2 separate regions of the Homo sapiens genome follow, and region 2 is linked to region 1. A link is an interaction called in ENCODE POLR2A ChIA-PET data of the cell type or tissue named here. Cell type or tissue: MCF 10A. All regions are shown on one strand. Links, peaks and the distances in the headings refer to the core of each region. The heading gives the core; the rest is flanking DNA. Region 1 overlaps MIR3659HG (MIR3659 host gene). Region 2 overlaps UTP11 (UTP11 small subunit processome component).

Region 1 (9,425 bases), core at 636-8,635:
GGGCTGGGGCACTGAGGCCGATCAATCAGGAAGAGCCCACTCTCTAAGCTCACAGGTCAGGGGAGGAAGCAGTCATGGGCCAGAAAGGGCTGGGATCAAAGGAAGCTATCAGGACTGGGGTGTGCAGAGGACACAGAGACTGACTCTGTCTTGGTGACAGGGAATCTGGGAAGATGTCTTGGAATAAGAGATAGTAGGATTGGGCCTTGGAAGTGTGTATGACCCTGCAGTTGGTGATCCCTTCTGCAAAATGGGGCCAAGGAAAACTTCCAGGCCCCAAAGTGACATCTGGTTTGTCCCCTTGCTTCCTGGTCCCTAGTAACAACCTGGGACTCATGAGGATCCTCTTGAGGTTTCTTTAAGGCAGTCCTGAGCATGGGGCTCGCAGCTGGAGCCAGCCTGGAACCTGGGCCCTTGGTGGTTGGCCAGGGTGGGTGCCCTGGAAGAGTCAGCTTTGAGCCTGTCTTCAGAGGGGCCCTAGGGAGGGCTGTGGCCTAGGCGCTCTGCCCACCAGGCTTCCTGTGGGTGGCAAGTGAAACTTTTCCTCTTGGTTCTCTCCCAGAAGCCAGCTTCATTCCCCCAGCCCCAAGTGGCGGCTCCTTGGGCCGGAAACAATGTGCTTTCTCCACGCCTTAGAGTGGAAGTCAGCAGTTTGGCACCGTCTGGCTGGCAGCCTCCACCGGCTTCCTTTGGCACTTTATTGGCAAAGGCGGTGACATTTCTTTCAGTTGGGTGGGTGGAGCTGTTATGCAAACTCCCGCTCTCCTCATTCGCCAGATGAATATTCATGACTCAGGCAATCTGTACCAGCCAGACTTTCCTGAGGGCGGCAGCTTTTCTTCTCTTCCTCTCTCTCTTTTTCTTTCTCCTTCTCTCCTTCCCAGCTCTTTGGAAAGCTGAAGTGCAGCTATATTTAATTTACAAATACAGAGCCATTTAGCTTGCCTTTTGAGATGCAGGCACTGGGGAGGAGGTGCTGGGGAATGGGAACAGTGGTTGAGGAGTTTGGTCCTGACCCTGTGCCTCTAAGCTCCAGTGTCCAGCCCCTGGGCCCTAGATCCTGGGAAGCTTTGGGAGTCTGGAGCTTCTTTGAGCTTGGCCTCTTGGGGCCTTCAGGGATGAAGGTACAGCAGCTCACGCCACCCCATTCCACACTGGCCTCTGAGGTCAACATGGAAATTCTCAGGCAATGATGGTTTCCTGCAATTCATGGCCTGGGACCCACCAATACATCTTCTCCCGCTCTGCTCTCCCGTTTGTCAAGGCCCACCCAGATCCTGCTCCAAGCTCTAGGTGGAAGCCCAGAAGGCACTGGAGCATTTGCTAGTCATTGGCTTTCCGGGGAAAGAAATAATCCTTGTTTGGGGTCCAATTCCTTGGGGACACATTACTCCCTTTCTAGGAAGGACAGGTCCCTAGTTTCCTTTGTCTCTTCCCAAAGAGGCACCAAGAACTCTGGCAGAGGGGTCAGAATTACCAGAATTTGCCAGGAAATGTGGTCTTAGCAAGGATGTGCTTGCGTGAGCACGTCTTGTGTGTGTGTATGTAAATATTTACGCACAGCTTAAGTGAGTCTGTGTGCCTACATCTATGTTCAAGTGTCTGAGTGTGTGTCTGTATGTGTAAGGGCGTGAATGTGTGTGTCGCGGGAAGTCTGGGAATGCTTGCATATGTGCGAATGTGCCTCTCCAGTTCGCGTTGCGTGTGTACCTTTGGGGGGACTGGGGATATCGTGTGTAAATACGGGTGTTCCTGGGGGGCCCAGACGTGTATGCGAGTGTGTACGTCTATTAAGTGAATTGTAGGTGTGTGTAAAATGAGAGTCTGGAGGAGAGAAAGAGAGAGTGTGCATGTGTGTGTGTGTGAGTGTGTGTGTTAGGGTGTGTTTCCCTGACCTCCATTTCCTCCCAAACCTTTTCCTCTCCAGGAAGGTGGAGGGGGACGTTTCCCCCTTTGCAAGTGTTACAGATTCTATCCGAGGACGTGAACAGAAGGTTTCCCAGCACAGAGCGTCCTGAAATTACTTTATATTCCCCCCCTCCTTGTTTCATCTAATCAAAATAGCAGCATTAGGCTCACCCATTCTCCCTGCCCACCCCTCAGCCCTGGGGGAGGGAGCGAGGCGGGCGGGCCATCTTGCCTGACCCCCTTTGAGAGCACCTTGCAGGCCTGAGCCAAGGAGCTGTCTTCCAAATCTCCTCTTTCCTCAGCGGCCCATGCTTCAGTGGCAAGAGCCAGCTGCCTCCCTGCCTGCCAGCAACTGCCAAGCTCTTCCAGAACCCACATCTAGGCCCGGCCTCATTTACAAATATGCAAATTTGCATCTTTTCTGGTATGCAAATGGAGACATGACAAATAGCTAATTAGGGTCAAAAGAAGCACTCTGAACCAATTAGTTGTAGGGTCTATCCCTTTCTCCTGGGAGAAGACTGGGCCTTCCTGCTCCCTTCCCAGCACTGACTCCCAAATGCCCACACACTCTGGCATCCTGTCTGGCTGGGGCCCTGACTGTGAAGAGCACTGAAACAGACGTCAGTGCATGGGCCTCAGTCTTACCTCTGACCTAGCTATGTTACCCTGGACTCATTTGACTGAGCCTCAGTCTCTTCCTCTGTGAAATGGAGCAATGACAATGACTATCTTGTCCCTAACCATCCACCCCAGCATAGGGAGACTTGGGAGGACTTGGATGTAAATAGCTTTTGAAAACTGTACTACAGGCCAGGCACGATGGCTCACACCTGTAATCCTAGCACTTTGGGAGGCTGAGGCAGGTGGATCACCTGAGGTCAGGAGTTTGAGACCAGCCTGGCCAACATGGTGAAACCCCATCTCTACTAAAAATACAAAAATTAGCCAGGCGTGGTGGCGGGCGCTTATAATCTCAGCTACTCAGGAGGCTGAGGCAGGAGAATCACTTGAACCGGGGGGGTGGAGGCTGCAGTGAGCCGAGATCACACCACTTCACTCCAGCCTGGGCAAAAGAGCAAAACTCCGTCTTGGGAAAAGAAAAGAAAAGAAAACTGTACTACAATTTGTCTGATAGGCACATCACTTGTAATCTTACAAAGTACTTTCTGCCCTTGATCTCATTTAATCGTCCCATCAACCCTCTGAATTAGATGAATTCAATGTAGGGATAGGATGGCAGTAGGTTTCATTCCACATGCCAACTCTGGCCAAGTATGAATGGTGCTTGGAGTGGTGTGTTGAGAAGGATTCAGAGGCCAAGTCTAAATTCACCAAAAAAGAGACTGTGAGCTCTTAGTGACATTTCCCATGGGCAAGTGTTTGGATTCTGGGAGGTCATGTGCTGCATACTTACCTACCTGAAAGATATGGAATTTGGAGCAGGAACCTGGGTTCCAGTCCTGTCTGCTCCCTTGATTAAGTTACTTATCCTTCCTTGGCTCAGCTTCCTAGTATAAAGCAGGGAAAATAAAACCTATGTCTTTGGGTTATTGTAAAGATTAGGCAAGGGAAACTTAGGCAAAATCTCTTTGTCATCTGAGAGGGGATGTCCATTTAATTGGCATGTCAGTAGGGCAGGCATATTGTCCATTTCACAGGTGAGGAGCTTGAGGCCTGGAGAGGGTGGATGACCTGAAGAAGAAGCTGGCAGCATCACCAGGCAGGGCTGCATGGCAACTGGGGCTGCTTCTCTCTCTGCCACTACAGGATCCTGGCTCCCTCACACCACCCCCATGCTGATGCCCCACACGGGCTGCAACAAGCCCTGCTGGCCTGGCTCCATTTCTGGGTGTGAAATTTGGCTGAGTCGGCACCTGGTAGAATGGAGCAATTGCTATCCTGGAGCCTGGGGCCTGGGACAGGGCCAATGCGCAGACCAAGGGTTGATGGGCGGATCTGACCAAGGGTTGGTGGGTGGGCCTGGCGGGCTTGGCCAGGGAACTCGCCAAAGCTGGGCAGCTGGCAGGAGTGGGGCAGGAGAGGGCCTGGCTTGAGGACAGCCACTCAGGGAAGCTGAGACCCAGGGCCTAAGCTCAAAACAGAGCCCAGCAGCATGAGTGTCTGCCTGGTTGCTGGCGTGCCTGAGCATGTCGGCCGGTGTCTCCGAGCTTGTCTTTGTGTGTGTGCACGTGTCTAAGGGTATGCTGGGTGCGTGTGTTCTTATAAATGAGTGTGCATGTCTATCAGTGCAAGAGCTGGTGCACCCATGTAGTTGTGCACATCTGTGTACCAAGGTGTGTCTGTGTCAGTGTGAGCCTACACATCTGTGTATAAGCAAACTTCTTGCATGCATACATCTGTCAGTATCCGTGTGTGTCTGTGCATTTCTGCCTGTATCTGCAAATGTCTGCTTGTGCACTGTCCATGCAGGTAGGTCCACACTGGTGTGTGTCTGATGACCTCTGTCAGTATCTGCGGACATGAGTCTGTGCTTTCTGTTAGCATCTGTGCAAGTGTCATCTACGTCTATGAGCATGTTTGTTCTTTCCAGTGCCTCTATGTGTCTTGTACCTGTATGTAAATCTGTCCATGCCTGTCGTGAGTGTCTCTGCAGCTGTGCCTGTATGTTGGTGTATTTTGCAGTGTGTACATCTAGTGAGGGTATTGGTATTCACTTCAGGATGCAGGCATGGCTGTCTCAGGGTGAGCAGGATGGAATCTTCCCTGTGTCTGCAGTGGCTCCCGGTCATCACTTCCATCTTTGCGCTGTGGCTGAGGCCTCCTGGACTCTCATGTTCCTTTCCTCTGCTTGAAGGGAAGCTTTGCTCAAGGTTTCCCAGGGTGCTGCCTCTGACAGGACCAGGCCCTGGTGTCCCTGAAGGAGGACCCGCTTTGCCCTTTGGACTTGTTTATCCCTCCCCTCACTCTTTCCTCCTCTCATCTCCTTTCCTTTTTCTTTTCTTCCTTCCATTCCTCATCCTTGTCCCTTTTTTCTCTCCCTCTTTCTTTCCTTCTCTCCTTCCTTCCTTTTTTGCAACTCGCTTGAAGAGACTGGGTCTTGGGCTGCTGCGGGAGTGACAAATGACGTTTCAGAAGCCACACTTCAACCTCTGGAGAGGGGTCCCCACTCCCGCCCCCATGCAGATGCAGCTCCAGAGCCACCCAGTCTCCGGGGGCTCTGTAAATTAAAGCCATTGCATGCCCCATTGCATTTTAATCATCAGCCCCCAGCAGTAGCTCCGAGTGAGAACCCATGACCTTTTCTCCTTCCCTTTTGAGGAGCCCTCTCCCACCGCTCCTACACTGCTGGTAAAAGGCAGCCGCACTGCCTGCTGGAAGACCTGCCAGCTTGGGCTTCAGAGCACTTCTGCCTCAGATCCACGACGATCCCTTCTGTCATCGTGGGACCTTTCCTGGGATTTGATTTAGGGCGACGCTTCCTCCTGTCTGTGTCCTGAGTCCTGCCTTCCCTGGCTGGTCCTCTTTGCTTAGTCACCCAGATCATTCCCAGACAGCTGCGCCCTGGATATGGCTCCTCTCATGTGCTGCCTGGAAATGTCTCCTCTCTTCTCACCTGCTGAGAGGTCCTTCTGGGCAGGGACTCGGGCAGATTCATTCCTGCCTGCCCCACATTTCCCTAGCCCAGGGCCTGGCCCGTTGCAGTGCTGAAGGATGATTCTGGTAAGAAACAAGGTACTCCAGCTCACATCTTGCAATGATTATGCCTCCCCCACTCTCCCTTCTCCTTGCAGTTCTCTCTCTTCACTGATGATTTTGGATGCAATTTAAAATAAAAATATTGATTAAAAATGGAAACTATATAAATAAAAATAAAAACACTTAACATCAATGTGTCATTTGAGCTTTAACATAAAGAGAAAACATGTGAAGGTGACAATTTGTGGACAATTCCAAATTAGCATGAAGTTCTCAGCTGGTAAGTATCTTGACTTTTTTCCCCTCTCTTGGGGTCTGTGGAATCCTGACCAGGCATGTGGTGCAGTAGAATGGGAGGAACTTGGCTTCGGCCTTGATAAGCCTGGGTTGAATCTTCCACTTATGGGCTTTCTGAAGCTCAGTTTCCTTATCTGTGTAATGGGGAGAAAGACCCTACTTCATGGCGTGATTGTGAGGCTGATAGAAAAGGGCACACAGGGGCCAGGCCCAGTGGCTCATGCCTGCAATCCCAGCACTTTGGGAGGCCGAGGCAGGAGGAGTTCGAGACCAGCCTGGCCAACATGGTGAAACCCTGTCTCTACTAAAAATACAAAAATTAGCTGGGCATGGTGGTGGGTGCCTGTAGTCCCAGCTACTCAGGAGGCCGAGGCACGAGAATTGCTTGAACACAGGAGGCAGAGGTTGTAGTGAGCCAAGACTGTATCACTGCATTCCAGCCTGGGCAACAGAGTGAGACTCCATCTTAAAAAAAAAAAAAAAAGTCAGGCTGGTCTTGAACTCCTGACCTCAGGTGATCTGCCCGCCTCGGCCTCCCAAAGTGCTGGGATTACAGGCGAAACCCTGTCTCTACTAAAAATACAAAAATTAGCTGGGCGTAGTGGCAGGTGCCTGTAATCCCAGCTACTTAGAAGGCTGAGGCAGGAGAATCGCTTGAACCCAGGAGGTGGAGGTTGCAGTAAGCTGACATTGCACCATTGCACTCCAGCCTGGGTGACAGAGCAAGACTCTGTCTCAAAAAAAGGAAAAAAAAAAAGAAAGAAAGAAAATGGTGCACAAGGCCAGAAGCAGTGCCTTGTGTCTATCATTTCACCTTCAGAATACAGCCAGAGTCCAACCACTCCTTCCACAGACACTGCTATAGTAGAGGTCCATGCCCAGTGGTCTATTCTCTACGCAGCAGTCACAGTGATCCTGTTAATTAGCATTTAAGTCGTAGCACATCACTTGTCTGCTCAGAGCCTGCAGTGGTGCGTATCTCATTGGGAGTAAAAACCAAGGTCATCATAGCAGGCTCAAGGCCTCACATGGTCAATCATCCCTCACCCCAGGGCCCCCATCCCTGTCTTTACTATTCTCCCCCATTGCACTTCCCTCCAGCCCCACTGCCCTCCTGGCTGTTCCTGAACATGTCGGGCACTCTCCTGCCTCAGGGCCTTTGCACACGCCATGCCCTTTGCTGGAATGCTCTTCCCCCAGATATCCTCATGCCTCCCTCCATCACCCCCTTCAGGTCTTTACCCAAGTGTCCCCTTCTCCATAAGGAAGACCCTGTTCTTTCTGACCTATTTTTATCTGTGGCACTTGTCACCATCCAGTATATATATTTTTTTGCTGACTGATTTTCTATGTTGCTTGTCTCTCCCTGAGAGAATGTGAGCTCCTTGAGAGCAGGGATGTTTTGTCTTTGTTTTCAACATCTGGAACAGTGCCTGGCAAGTCATGGGCGCTCAATAAATATTTGTTGAATGAATGAATTGCTCATCATTTTGGAGGGTGCCAAAACATAGGAGCAGCTATCTTCCAACTTGGGCAATCAGAGGTGAGAATTCTGCAATTCTGAAAGGGCATTATTTCAGCATTACTTTGTTAGGGAGGCAGTGGGGGCCCTTGGGAGGAAACCCCATGGTCCTTCCGCTTGGGGCAACCAGCTCAGGAGGAAGTACCATGTGCTGGTTCCCAACTCAGCGGGAGAGTCAACAGTGTGTTCTCGTGGGCCAGCCAGGCATCAGGGATCCTGCTCCCTGGAAGCCTCTCTGTGAGCTCCCTGCCCCGTGGCTGCAAGCATATCCGAGGCTAAGGCGGGCCTTCCAGGAGGCTCACACTCAGCCAGGCTTCTCTGTGGAGGTAAGGGCACCAGAACGCGGAATAAACTTGTACTAAGGTAGGTATTTTAGCTGGTGCTGGAAAGTTGGGGGAGGATTAGCTACCAGAAGAGCACGGGCCGGGCACTGCAGGCCCAGGGAGCAGCGCGGGCAGAGCCGAGCATGTAGGAGGCTCTTGGTGCACTGGCTGGGGAGGGACAGGCAGCGAGTTGTGGCTGGAACGTGTCTACTTACCTGCGAGAACCTCCTGAAGCCAGGATTGAGTCTGCTCCATGTTTGCCTGCCCCTGTAGTGCTTACAATGGTGCCTGGCCCTCGCAGGTGCCCTTGACGTCCGCTGTGTGGCCTGTTCAGCTCAGGCCAGGAGTCTAGGAATTGGGTGGTCTAGGCACCTCTGATGGTGCAGATCAGACCTCAGAACAGGCCTTGGAGAAGACAGGGGTTGGGGGGTTTGGCTGGGAAAATGGTCTAATCTATTTGGTTGTTGCAAAAATAATTGCAGTCTTGCCATTAACTTTGGTAAAACTGCAATTACTTTTGCACCAACCTAATTCCTTTATTTTATTTTTCTTTCCTTTTCTTTTTTTAAACAATGTTTTGTAATCTACCTTTATTTTAAAAGTAGTTTCTTCCAAGATTGGCACAAGGGTTTCTCCAGAGCTAGAGATGAACCCAGGTCATAATGATCTCCCTAGTCTGGACACATTCATGGCTAAATATGGCTTTGTCTGGATTTTAGAACAGGGTTCTTTACTTTTTTTTTTTTTTAAATGCCATGAACTTCTTTAGCAGTCTTCTAGAGTAGTGTTTTATTCTTTATTATTATTTTTTTTTAGAGACAGGGTCTCACTCTGTTGCTCAGGCTGGAGTGCAGTGGCATGATCATAGCTCACTGCAGCCTCTAACTTCTGGCCTCAAGTGATCCTTCCACCTCAGCCTTCCAAATAGCTAAGGCTAAAGGTGCGTGCCATCACTTTCAGCTAATTAAAACAATTTTTTTTTTTTTTTTTGTAGAGATGGGGTCTCACCATGTTGCCACACTGGTCTTGAACTTTTGGCCTCAAGTGATCCTCCTGCCTCGGCCTCCCAAAGTGCTGGGATTACAGGTGTGAGTCACCATGCCCAAACCCAAATAGTGTTTTTAAATGCATAAAATGAGATACATAGGATTACAAAGGAATGGTTACGGTTCTAACCATAGATCCCAGGTTAAAATGGCCAGTTACACTCTTTTCGAGGACAAATATTCCACTCTGTGAAAACAGAGCACAAACCTTGGCTTCTCCTCCTGCACACTGGAGGGTGGGGTTGGGGGAGGTGTTTGTGCATATTTTTGCAGGGCTGTCCTGGGGGTGGAGATAAATGTCTGAGAGGCAGAGTTTGGAACCCTAGGAGGATGCCACTTGGAGGCAGATGGCTGGGCTGCCTGGGGGAAGGGTTGAGCACCCCATCTCTGGAGGTGGTGAGCTGGAGGCCCATCTGTCAGGGATTCTGGGGTCAGGCTGGGGTGGGTGATTTCTGCCCAGGTGGGAGAGGATTTTGATTTTTCCTGAGCTACTTTTGGTGGTGAATCTAGGAGGTACGCAGGGCTGTAGGAACTTTCTCTTTTGCCAAACCCTGAGCCACGCCGGCAGCCCTGGGAATGAGAGAATGGTTACTTTGTGCAGGCTTCCACCCGCCAGGCCCATAGCAACAAATTTACCCCAGTGCCATCTCCAATTTGCCTCAGAACCAG
Region 2 (9,425 bases), core at 1,002-9,001, 91 kb before region 1:
GTGACCCTCCCTCCTCAGCCTCCCAAAGTGCTGGGATTACTGGCGTGAGCCACTGCGTCTGGCCCAGGGTTCCTTTCAGCTCCAGAATGTGATGTTCCTAAAATGGGCAACGTTATTGTTACCACGTTATGTTGATTCTGGTGAAAGAAGGGAGTTGATGAAACTATGCAGTTGGCTTAAATGGATTAAGAAACAGTTTCTTACTCATTTTTGTCCTGTTCATTGTTCACTGAGAATGTGTGTGTTTCTTCTCCAGCGAATAGCTAAAGAAAGGCAAAAGCAGTATAACTGCCTGACACAGCGGATTGAACGAGAGAAGAAATTGTTCGTTATTGCTCAGAAAATTCAAACACGCAAAGATCTTATGGTGAGGAGAGAGAGCCTTAGGCCTCTTTTTTTTTTTTTCCCCCTTTTCTTTCTTGTAAAGGTCTTAACTCAGACTAGATTTCAGCTGTGTGTAAATCAACCCCAGTGAAAATGTCTGCTCCTCAGGGGCAGTGGTTTGAGCCAGTGTCTGTTACTCTGACAGTGTTGAAATGCGCCTTGATTAAGGAGGTAATAAGGGGGTTATTAGTCAGTGCTTTGGAACAGCAAAGGGTAGGATCGGGTAGCATATGAACTTTATAGCTTATGAGCAGCTCCCGTAACATTTAAACAGGTTAACAAAACAGTGCATGTCACTCATTGGTGTTTAAAAATAGACAACATTGTGTAGTTAAATAGCAGAGCTGAGGAATATAAGATGCCTCTTTCATATTCTTATCATTCCTCTAAATGTCAAATTCTTTAGCTTTGTAGATCATTTAGGTCAGCCTTTCTCAACTGGGGTTCCGTGAGAGAATTAAAATTATAATTTTAAATGAAACAACTACTTGAACACCTTTCTTCTCAGTTTTCCTAGGACTGTACACAGCTAGTACTTTCTAGATGCCTAGGGGAGAAGTTAATTCATTGCCTACAGTGGATGCCTTGGGCAGTAGGGCTGTGTCCGTTCTCAACTTTGAGAAGGGCTGAAGCAGGTGCTAATAGGTAGTTTATTAACCTTTCGATTTTACAAAACCATTTCCTTCTCTTTACTGATCACCTTTTTACTCTTTTGTAGGATAAAACTCAGAAAGTGAAGGTGAAGAAAGAAACGGTGAACTCCCCAGCTATTTATAAATTTCAGAGTCGTCGAAAACGTTGACGTGTTATAGATAAGCCTTGTCATTCTGTATCAAAAATCTGTTGTCGTTTTCTAGTAACTTCAAATTCCATTACTCCAAATGGCATGGTTTTCCGGTTTGTAACCATAACTAAATTGTCAGTCTGACATTTAATGTCTTTCTATGGACAACATTAAATCTCCCTCCCTTCTGTAATTGTTTTTGGATTGTGAAATTAGTCTTATTTTTATATACTTAATTTTTTTTTTCTTTGAGATAGGGTCTTTGTTGCCAGGCTGGAAGTGCAGTGTGTGATTATGGCTCACTGCAACTTTGAACTCCTGGGCTCAAGTGATCTTCCTGCATCAGCCTCTTGAGTAGCTGGGACCACAGACATGTGCCACCATGTCTGAGTAATGTTTAAATTTTCTGTAGAGACCAGGTTTTGCCATGTTGGCCAGGCTGGTTTTGAACTCGTGGCCTCAAGCGATCCTCCCACCTTGGCCTCCCAAAGGGCTGGGATTACAGGGATGAGCCACTATGCCCAGCCCATAATTTTTTTTGTTATGAAACATAGGATCTCATTACAGCAGATTTGGAAAGTAGATTAATTCATTCCTAATCCCAGTGCTTATTCAATAATAACAAATATTTATTGCATGCTTAACTGTGCTAGGAGCTAGAGCTGTGGAGGTGGACAATTACTGTGAGTAGTCTAGTTGATTTCCTCCATTTTGTAAAACGAGGCATCACTTTTTGTCCATGTTTTTGTGTTTTATAGTTACAGTAAACAATTTGATGTCCTACTTTTTTTTTTTTTTTTTTTGAGACGGAGTCTCGCTCTGTCGCCCAGGCCGGACTGCGGACTGCAGTGGCGCAATCTCGGCTCACTGCAAGCTCCGCTTCCCGGGTTCACGCCATTCTCCTGCCTCAGCCTCCCGAGTAGCTGGGACTACAGGCGCCCGCCACCGCGCCTGGCTAATTTTTTTTTGTATTTTTTTAGTAGAGACGGGGTTTCACCTTGTTAGCCAGGATGGTCTCGATCTCCTGACCTCATGATCCACCCGCCTCGGCCTCCCAAAGTGCTGGGATTACAGGCGTGAGCCACCGCGCCCGGCCGATGTCCTACTTTTTAATTAAATCATTAGCTCTTTCCCAGTTTGTTACATCACAAAAGTTTTTTACAGTAATATATGCTAGAGTAAACGTTAAAATAAATATTATTTTTAATGATTGCATAGTGTTTTATCTAGTGGATAGACTGATTTTACCCTCACTCATTCTTCTTTTATTGGCTATTCAGGTGGCTTCATAAATTATCCAAGGAGGAATTTTTTTCTCTTACTTAACAGCTGCAGATAGAAACTCTTGGAACAAGGAACCTACGGGAGCACCTCTTCCTTATTGATGAAGCTCAAATCAGTATAGGCCTGGCTGTGTCTCTGTCCTCTGCACTCCATGCCAACTCACAATTCCAAGGCTAGAATAGCTTGGTGCAGACCTTCACTCTGGGAATATGGACCCCTGGGTGTGTTGGCCAGCTTCTTTCTCTTCTCTGGTTCTCTCCTTCCTTTGTTTGCCCATATCAGGATTATAGGCCAAGGACAGTAAGGACAGGACTGAACATGCTTAGAGCAAACATGGGAGAACAGGGAGCGGGGTTCTGGGGGGCTTGCGTAGCCCTTACACCAAGGAGGGAGAACAGCCATGTGTGGATTGTAAGGCTTTAAAAGAAAATTGTTAATGCTTAATAAGTGCCCATGACTGTGAGCTTCCTGTACAAGCCTAGACTAGAAGCCTGTTTCCTCAGGGTGTACCCAGTGGAATTTAAATCAGGGGCCCTGGAAAACAGCAAGAAGGGTCAGGAAACAGAAACCAGTAGGTTTTGCCTTCAGGAAGGAAATGCTTCCCATTGTGTGTATGCACTCCCTTCTGGGGAGGTGCTGAGCTCAGTCAATGCTGAAAGTTTTAGAGACTTGAGGATCAAACCAGGGAAGGGACTCATCATAGTGATACTAGACAGGGGAGTGAGCAGACTAAGCAGCAGTCTGATCCTGGGGTCAAACAGCTGGATGCTGCTGCTCCGTCTCTTGCCCCTGCTGGGTGGGAAAGTGGGGGAGAGGATAGGGAATAGACCTAAATGCCTTCTCACGAACCACACACCCACATGAAGGTAGGCTCGCCTCATGGAATCTCATGTTCACAGATGCACAAGGCACATATAACTCAGGCCTCATAAACAGGTACAGGCATACCTACACACCGTCTGGCACAGGAGCACAAACAGTGACGTTTGAAGAGCCACACTCCCAGGCCAAATGGAGCAGGAAAGTGCATCCTTTTGGTGTACTGTGAGTTCCAGGCTGAAGGTAATCGGAGTGCTGTAAGGGGAGCTGGGTGTTCTGAATTGCTGTTACACTGAGTGCTGTCTCCAAGACTCAAGGATTTTAAGCAAAGAGATTGGCTGTCCCTGTGACTAAGCAAAGACAGGCCCCAGCCCCATGTATTCTGAGAATTGGCCAGGGCTTTGCCGCTTTGGTACTCAGTGGGACCCTAGACTCTTGGCTTGTTGGGGAGGGAAGAGTATTGTTTGCTTAGCCGCCCTTTTTGGCCTAGGGGTGATTTGGGCTGTTGGTGGCATACTGCTCTAGCTGTGCCAAGGGGGCTGTGGGCAGCCTATGGAGCTGGAGGGATTTTCTGAGTCAGGACTTGTTTGGCTCAGGTCTCTTGTACAAACCAAGTCTCCAAACAGCAGTTCTATGGTGATGTGGACCCTTCAGGTCTGTCCAACAGAGAATTCAGTAAGCCTGGCTCAGTCTTAGTCTGTTGCTGCATCCTAGGGCCCTTCCCACCAAAGCAGGAGAGTGTCAAGCCCTAGCTTTATTCTTGAATAAGTTCATCTTTTTCTTTGAGACAGAGTCTTGCTCTGTCACCCAGGCTGGAGTGCAGTGGCGCGATCTTGGTTCACAGCAACCTCCGCCTCCTGGGTTCAAGCGATTCTCTTGCCTCAGCCTCTCTAGTAGCTGGAATTACAGGCGCAGAGACGGGGTTTCGCCATGTTGGCCAGGCTGGTCTCGAACTCCTGATCTCAGGCGATCCACCTCTCCTTGGCTTCTCAAAGTGCTGGGATTACAGGCATGAGCCACTGCTCCTAGCCAATCTTTTTCTGATTTCTAACTGCTTCCTGGTGCCAGGGTGGAAAAGGGCCCAGCAGGTGGAGCTGCTGCCCCTTTGCTGGGATTCCTTCTCAGGGACTTGGTGTCCACCCACCCAGCACACTTGTCTTCTTTCAAAAGTGTCCTTGTACTTAGGAAGTACTTGCATGTGTTTGCTTATTGAATTTAATGCTAGGGGGGAGAGCTCCCATGAAGAAATGGGATTTTCTCACCCTGAGTTTGAGATGAGTGTGGCCCCAGGAGGAAGACTGGGCAGGAAGGTGCTTTTCCTTCCTGTTTCTAGTGAGGACCATGCAGGGAGGTCTCTGTCACATAGCCCCAAGTTTCCCATAGGGTGGTTCCACCCAGACCTGGGAGGGGTCTCCCTCCGTGCAGCTTTAAGCATCTGTTTGTCGCTCACTGTCCTCTCCCCCATGCTGCTGACGGTGGGGCACTGAGCAGTTAGAGCTGCACGTCCTCCAGCAGGGAAGGCAGCCAACAGATGCAGACTCGCTCTGCCTACCTGTGGAGGCCGGTGAGGCCAGGGCCTGTTGGGACTTGAAACAGTGAGGCAAGTGGGTGTGTGGTGCTGGGCTCCCCGCTCAAGTTCTCCCAGCGTGCCAGTTCCCGGAGCCTTATGTGCAGGGTGTTGGGGAAGGGCGGGCTGAATCGTGGGTGGGAGTCTTGGCTCAAAGCCCCAGGTGAGTGGAGGAATTGGGGGCGGACCTGAAGTACTGTCTTGAAGTGGACCTGGCAGGCCTCTTGGGCTTGTGCAGCTGCCTCCCCGGGTCAGAGGGTGCGCCCTCTGTACCCAACCAGGTCTCCACAGGTCTGTCTCAGCAAAAAGTGCAGGGAAGGATCAGAGAGAAGCTGTAAAACAAAGGGAGGCAGAGCTTCCCTTCCCAAGCCTACTGCTGAGAGGTTGGAGTGTAGAGGAGGCTGCCTAGTTCATGCTTCTGCCTGTTCTTTCCTCAACTGCTCTGGCCAGAGGGAAGAACGTCTCCGCTGCTTCTCAGGCTCCCTGTAAGGAATTTCCTGGCTCCCTATTCCTGGATCCATCATCATCACATTTAGGAAGTCTTGTCCAGTCTACTCCTAGGTGAAGCATACACCTAGGTCTCCTTGTTCATCTTGTCCGCTTCGCTTAATGCAAAGGGAACAAACTGCTTGGGGCTGGGGTGGTTGCACAGTCCAGCCCTGTGCTCCTGCGTGGTGGTAGGAGAGGCTCGTCCAGAACGGAGCTAAGGACCCAGCTTTTTCTAGGCAAGAGGAATATATCAAGGGAACTGCTGTGTTTAGGGGTAAGCAGAGGATGGAAAGGGCTTCCTTTCCCCTCCCTGCATCTGTCACCTGACGGCCATGCTCAGATCGGGTTAATGAAACTGTGGTGCCCCAGGCAGCTGGGCAGCACCCCCCTGCCCTGAATCAGCCTGAGTCATTTACAGCTTTCTCCCAGTTACCCCAAAGGCTTCTCTCAGAGGTGACAAATGTAGGGGGTTGGTTTCGGGTTTCATGTTTTCACATTACTGGGTGGAAAAAAGAAAAAACACCTTTCCAAACCAAAAAAACCAGCTTCTATAGCAGAAACAACTTGTCCCGAGAGCACTGAAAATTTCCCCATCCTCTCTCCTCATCTGCTCAGAGACACTGAGACCAGTGATGGAGGGGTTAAGGGGAGGGGTTGGAGTCAGGCTGAGTGGAGTGTTGGGGACAGCCCCTTTGGAGGTGGCAGCACCTGCCTTCCTGCTTATAGGCAGGGGAGGACCTTTGCAGGGCCCTGCAGCTCTGAAGCCTGTGGTCTCCAGTGCCCAGAGATGGATTGCCAGGGCATGGGACAGTGAACTCAGGGTGGCGAGGGACCAGGGAAGGAAGGGACCATCTCCCCTCCCTAGCTATTTTGATCCCAGGAGGTCTGGGACAGGTGTCCCTCCCTGGCAGAGGGTTCTTGAGGTGGAGTGGTAGGTGGAATATAGAAGGTCCATCTGGCACATGGAGCCTAGGGGGCAGCACCCCCTCCTCTTGCTGGCTGGTAGCATTGTAGACCACCCCAGCCCCCCGCCAGGGGCAGATGGTCTCCATAGCAGATGGAGACTAGGCTGGCAGTGGCAGGATGGGCTTTCTAGTCTCAGCCTGGCCACTCTGGCTAATAAGACAATCCGGGGGCAGTGACAGGGCTAACTGCTGGTGTGTGTGTGTGTGTGTGTGTGTGTGTGTATGTGTATGTGTGTGTGTATATAGGTGTGTAGGAGAGGGAGCCCTGGCCTTATTGGGCCATTCTGGGGGAGAAGTAAAGAGGAGTCCCAGACAGAGTCAGTGGATCTTTGGGGCCCCCTCAAGTTTGCTATGTAAGCGTGGCAGGCTCTCAGTGCCTGGGCTCCTGAAGCTGCCCTGGTTCTTGTGTGAAGGGGCCGGCTCCTGGGCTGGGAGCCTCTGCTGCAGCTGGAGCCTGGACTGCTTGATTTAGACCCCCTGCCAGGTCCCCAGAGCTCGGCCTGGGCAGCAGCTCCTCCCAGAGGACGCGCCCGTTTATTATGCGCTCCTGCTCCCTCATGGCTCAGGCAGGCAGCGGCCTTCATTAGCGGAGGAGCTGGGGTCTGTTTTGGCTGCCTCATCAGCATCAGTGAACTGCGTCCCTGCGAGATTTGATACAATTTAATTAACCTAATTAAAAGCTCTGATTGCAGAGATGATTGGGGTAGCGCCAGCAGCGACTGCATATTTATAATGAGCTGCAAGGTGTGGGACCGCAGCCAAACGCCACGCATCCTAATGAGCGGGAGCCGGGAGCCAGGGAGCGGGAGAGGGAACGTTTATTTTTGGCAACAATGCCCAGTTCCTCCCTGCCAGGGAGTCAGAGACCCAGGGAGCAGAGACGGACCTGCCCACTGTGCTCTTCCGCACAAGGTGGAAGCAGAAATGTGTGCTCTCCACCGGTTCTAGGGCCCTTGGACGCCCCAGGAGCACACAGTGCCCGTGTTTCTGTTTGTAGAGTAGGGGGCTGGGACCCCAGCCATGCACTTTTCCTGCCTCTCATCTCTGGGAGTCAGGGGCTGCCTTCTGAACCGGGGCCTTGCTGTGAGGAAACAGGACCCAGCAGAACCACCTTGTTTCCAGGCTCCAGGATCCCTGGGCTGTTTTCTCAAACTTGCCAAGGAAGAGACAGGGGCTGGCAGGACAGGCTGAGAGGCTGCTTGGGAGTCAGAAAAGGGGTCTGCATATCCAGGAGTCCCAGATGAAGATCCTGGGCCTGGGACAGAAAGGAGAAACAGGAGGGGCAAACTTCCCACTCATCCTGGAAGCTGGGGACCCCTGTCCCCATCTCCTCACTCCCTTTGAGGACCCTGCCCAGGGAGGCCAGCTGCCCTGGACTCTTCCTGTCTTCTCCCACTGCCTCTGTCTGGGGAAGTCTTGGTTTGTCTGACTCAGCGTTTCCGCTGTAAATCACATCTAATAATACCGAGAGTGAGAGCTGAGACGGAGGTGCTGTGGGTGAAGGGGCACCGGGGAGGAGGGGCACGCCGCCTAGGTGCCAATGGGTGTTGTTCAGGGAGGGAGCTCTGAGGCGGCAGGAATGGGGGCTGGGCCCTGAGGAAGAAGGTGGGAGCAGCCTGCCACCCCTGCCCCCATTCCTGCTCTGGAGCTTGTGTAGGTCATGAGCTCAGCCAGGCTGGCCCAGCCCCCCAGTGCTTTGAGTGCCGCCAGGACAAGATGAGATTTGTCCCAGCCTACCTTGCAGAGTTGCAGCTGTTTAGCTCCCTTATCAATCTTCTCTGTGGGTTTAATCATCTCTCTGTCATCCTGCTGGGGCAGCCCTCCCCTAACTGAAGCCCCCAGAGGGGCTGGAGCTTCTCAGCCCCAGCTTTCCTCCAGTCCCCCTCCCCCAGACAAGCATCTTTCCCCACCTGACTTCCCTTATGGGAGATAGAGGGTGGGCCAGGGCGGCTTTGCTCCAGGTTTAGTCTCAGTGGCAGGGGTGAATGTCCTTGTGTTTGCAAGATGTAAACAGGATGAAGGGTGGGTAGAGGTGGCACTGGCAGAGAATTTGTCCCAGCTGGGTCCTCAAGGTCTTTGACTCCATTCCAGCCTGGGTAGAACAGGGCCTAGAGGTCGGCTATGAGGGCTTTCTGCCCAGAACCAGGAGATTCTTGCGTAGGTGCACGATCCTTCCCTCCTGCCAGCCCCTTAGGAGCTGCAGCCAGCCAGCCAGCTCTGGCCTCCTTCCCTGGGTGGGTCCTGTGGGGCTCAGGGGCCCGTGGGCAGTAACCACGAGCCCACGGCTTTGTGTGCATCTTGGGAAGGAGGGCGCACAGGAGTCAATGGAGCCTGTGTTGTGGTCCAGGCGGGGAGCCAGGGCGCAAGGGGTTTTGGGGCTGCCCCAGTGCTGACGTGCAAGATGACCTTCAGGGCCGCGCTTCGGCCCTCTGCTGTGCTCTCCTTCCCTGCTGAGCATCTGGAGAATGGGCAAGGAGGTGGCATGGGATGGGGTATGTGCCCCCAGAGGGAACATGAGAAAGAGGGCCCTTCTTCCCCTGCTCCCCACTCCTCACCCTAGGCCTTCTCTGTGCAAATGGAAGGCCAGCGCCTCCCCGTTTCTCAGAAGGGGATGTAAAGTCCCAGAGAGGGTTGGGATCTGGCTGAACATCACCCAGCTTGTCCTCAAGGCAGGGACTGTGAGACCCCTGCAGAGGGTCCCTCAGGACGGAACCAAAGGTTCTGGAGGGCCACCAACCAGTCCTGGGCTGGAGGGGGCTTGTTAGGTTCAGCATAAGGCTGGGCTCTGGAAGACAATGGAGTGTTGATGAGGCTTCGGTCCTGGTCTCACATGACCTGACCAGGCAGGGTGGGTGGACTGCACGTGGCTGAGTTGCCTGGGCTGACCTTTGGTCGCTGGCTAGGGAAGAGAGGAAGCCATGAAGGCTCCTGCCCACTCCATGCCCTGGGCACCCTGACACCCCCTCCCCAGGAACTGCCCTCTGGGCACACACTGTCTTCCACCTACCTACCTTCTTCTTTAGTCTTTCTCTTTTCTCTGCCACGTGTAGGAGCATGTGTACAATATGTGTGTATTTGTGTGTGAAAGTATATGTCTGTGTGAATGTGAGAAGTGAGGCATAGGATGAAAGGG

What was found. ChIA-PET counts read pairs that join two places held together with the same protein. Peaks named below come from ENCODE experiments on the same cell type or tissue, not always from the same donor. Only the 100,000 strongest peaks of a DNase experiment are listed, where the experiment ranks them.
Region 2: POLR2A ChIA-PET joins it to region 1 with 21 read pairs; 4 of 35 experiments call an interaction of 5 or more read pairs at or near these places.

The regions. Positions count from the first base shown.
Region 1 is chr1:38,113,770-38,123,194 of GRCh38, forward strand. It overlaps MIR3659HG (MIR3659 host gene), which reads left to right. Exons shown (of 5, transcript NR_168386.1): 5 at 5,191-5,761. Among named protein-coding and RNA genes, the nearest start is that of LINC02786, 23 kb to the right of the region's middle. RefSeq lists enhancers at 204-1,069, 2,180-2,680, 3,356-3,899, 3,900-4,442. In MCF 10A, for the core only: no CTCF peak of the experiment used is centred there; DNase peaks (open chromatin) are centred at 732, 3,782 and 7,352.
Region 2 is chr1:38,022,443-38,031,867 of GRCh38, forward strand. It overlaps UTP11 (UTP11 small subunit processome component), which reads left to right. Exons shown (of 8, transcript NM_016037.4): 7 at 257-367; 8 at 1,103-2,378. The coding sequence ends at 1,186. Among named protein-coding and RNA genes, the nearest start is that of UTP11, 14 kb to the left of the region's middle. RefSeq lists enhancers at 3,661-4,160, 4,327-4,879, 4,880-5,431, 6,251-6,300, 7,434-7,513 and 2 more. In MCF 10A, for the core only: a CTCF peak has its summit at 4,360 (motif pointing right); DNase peaks (open chromatin) are centred at 4,379, 4,859, 5,739 and 7,729.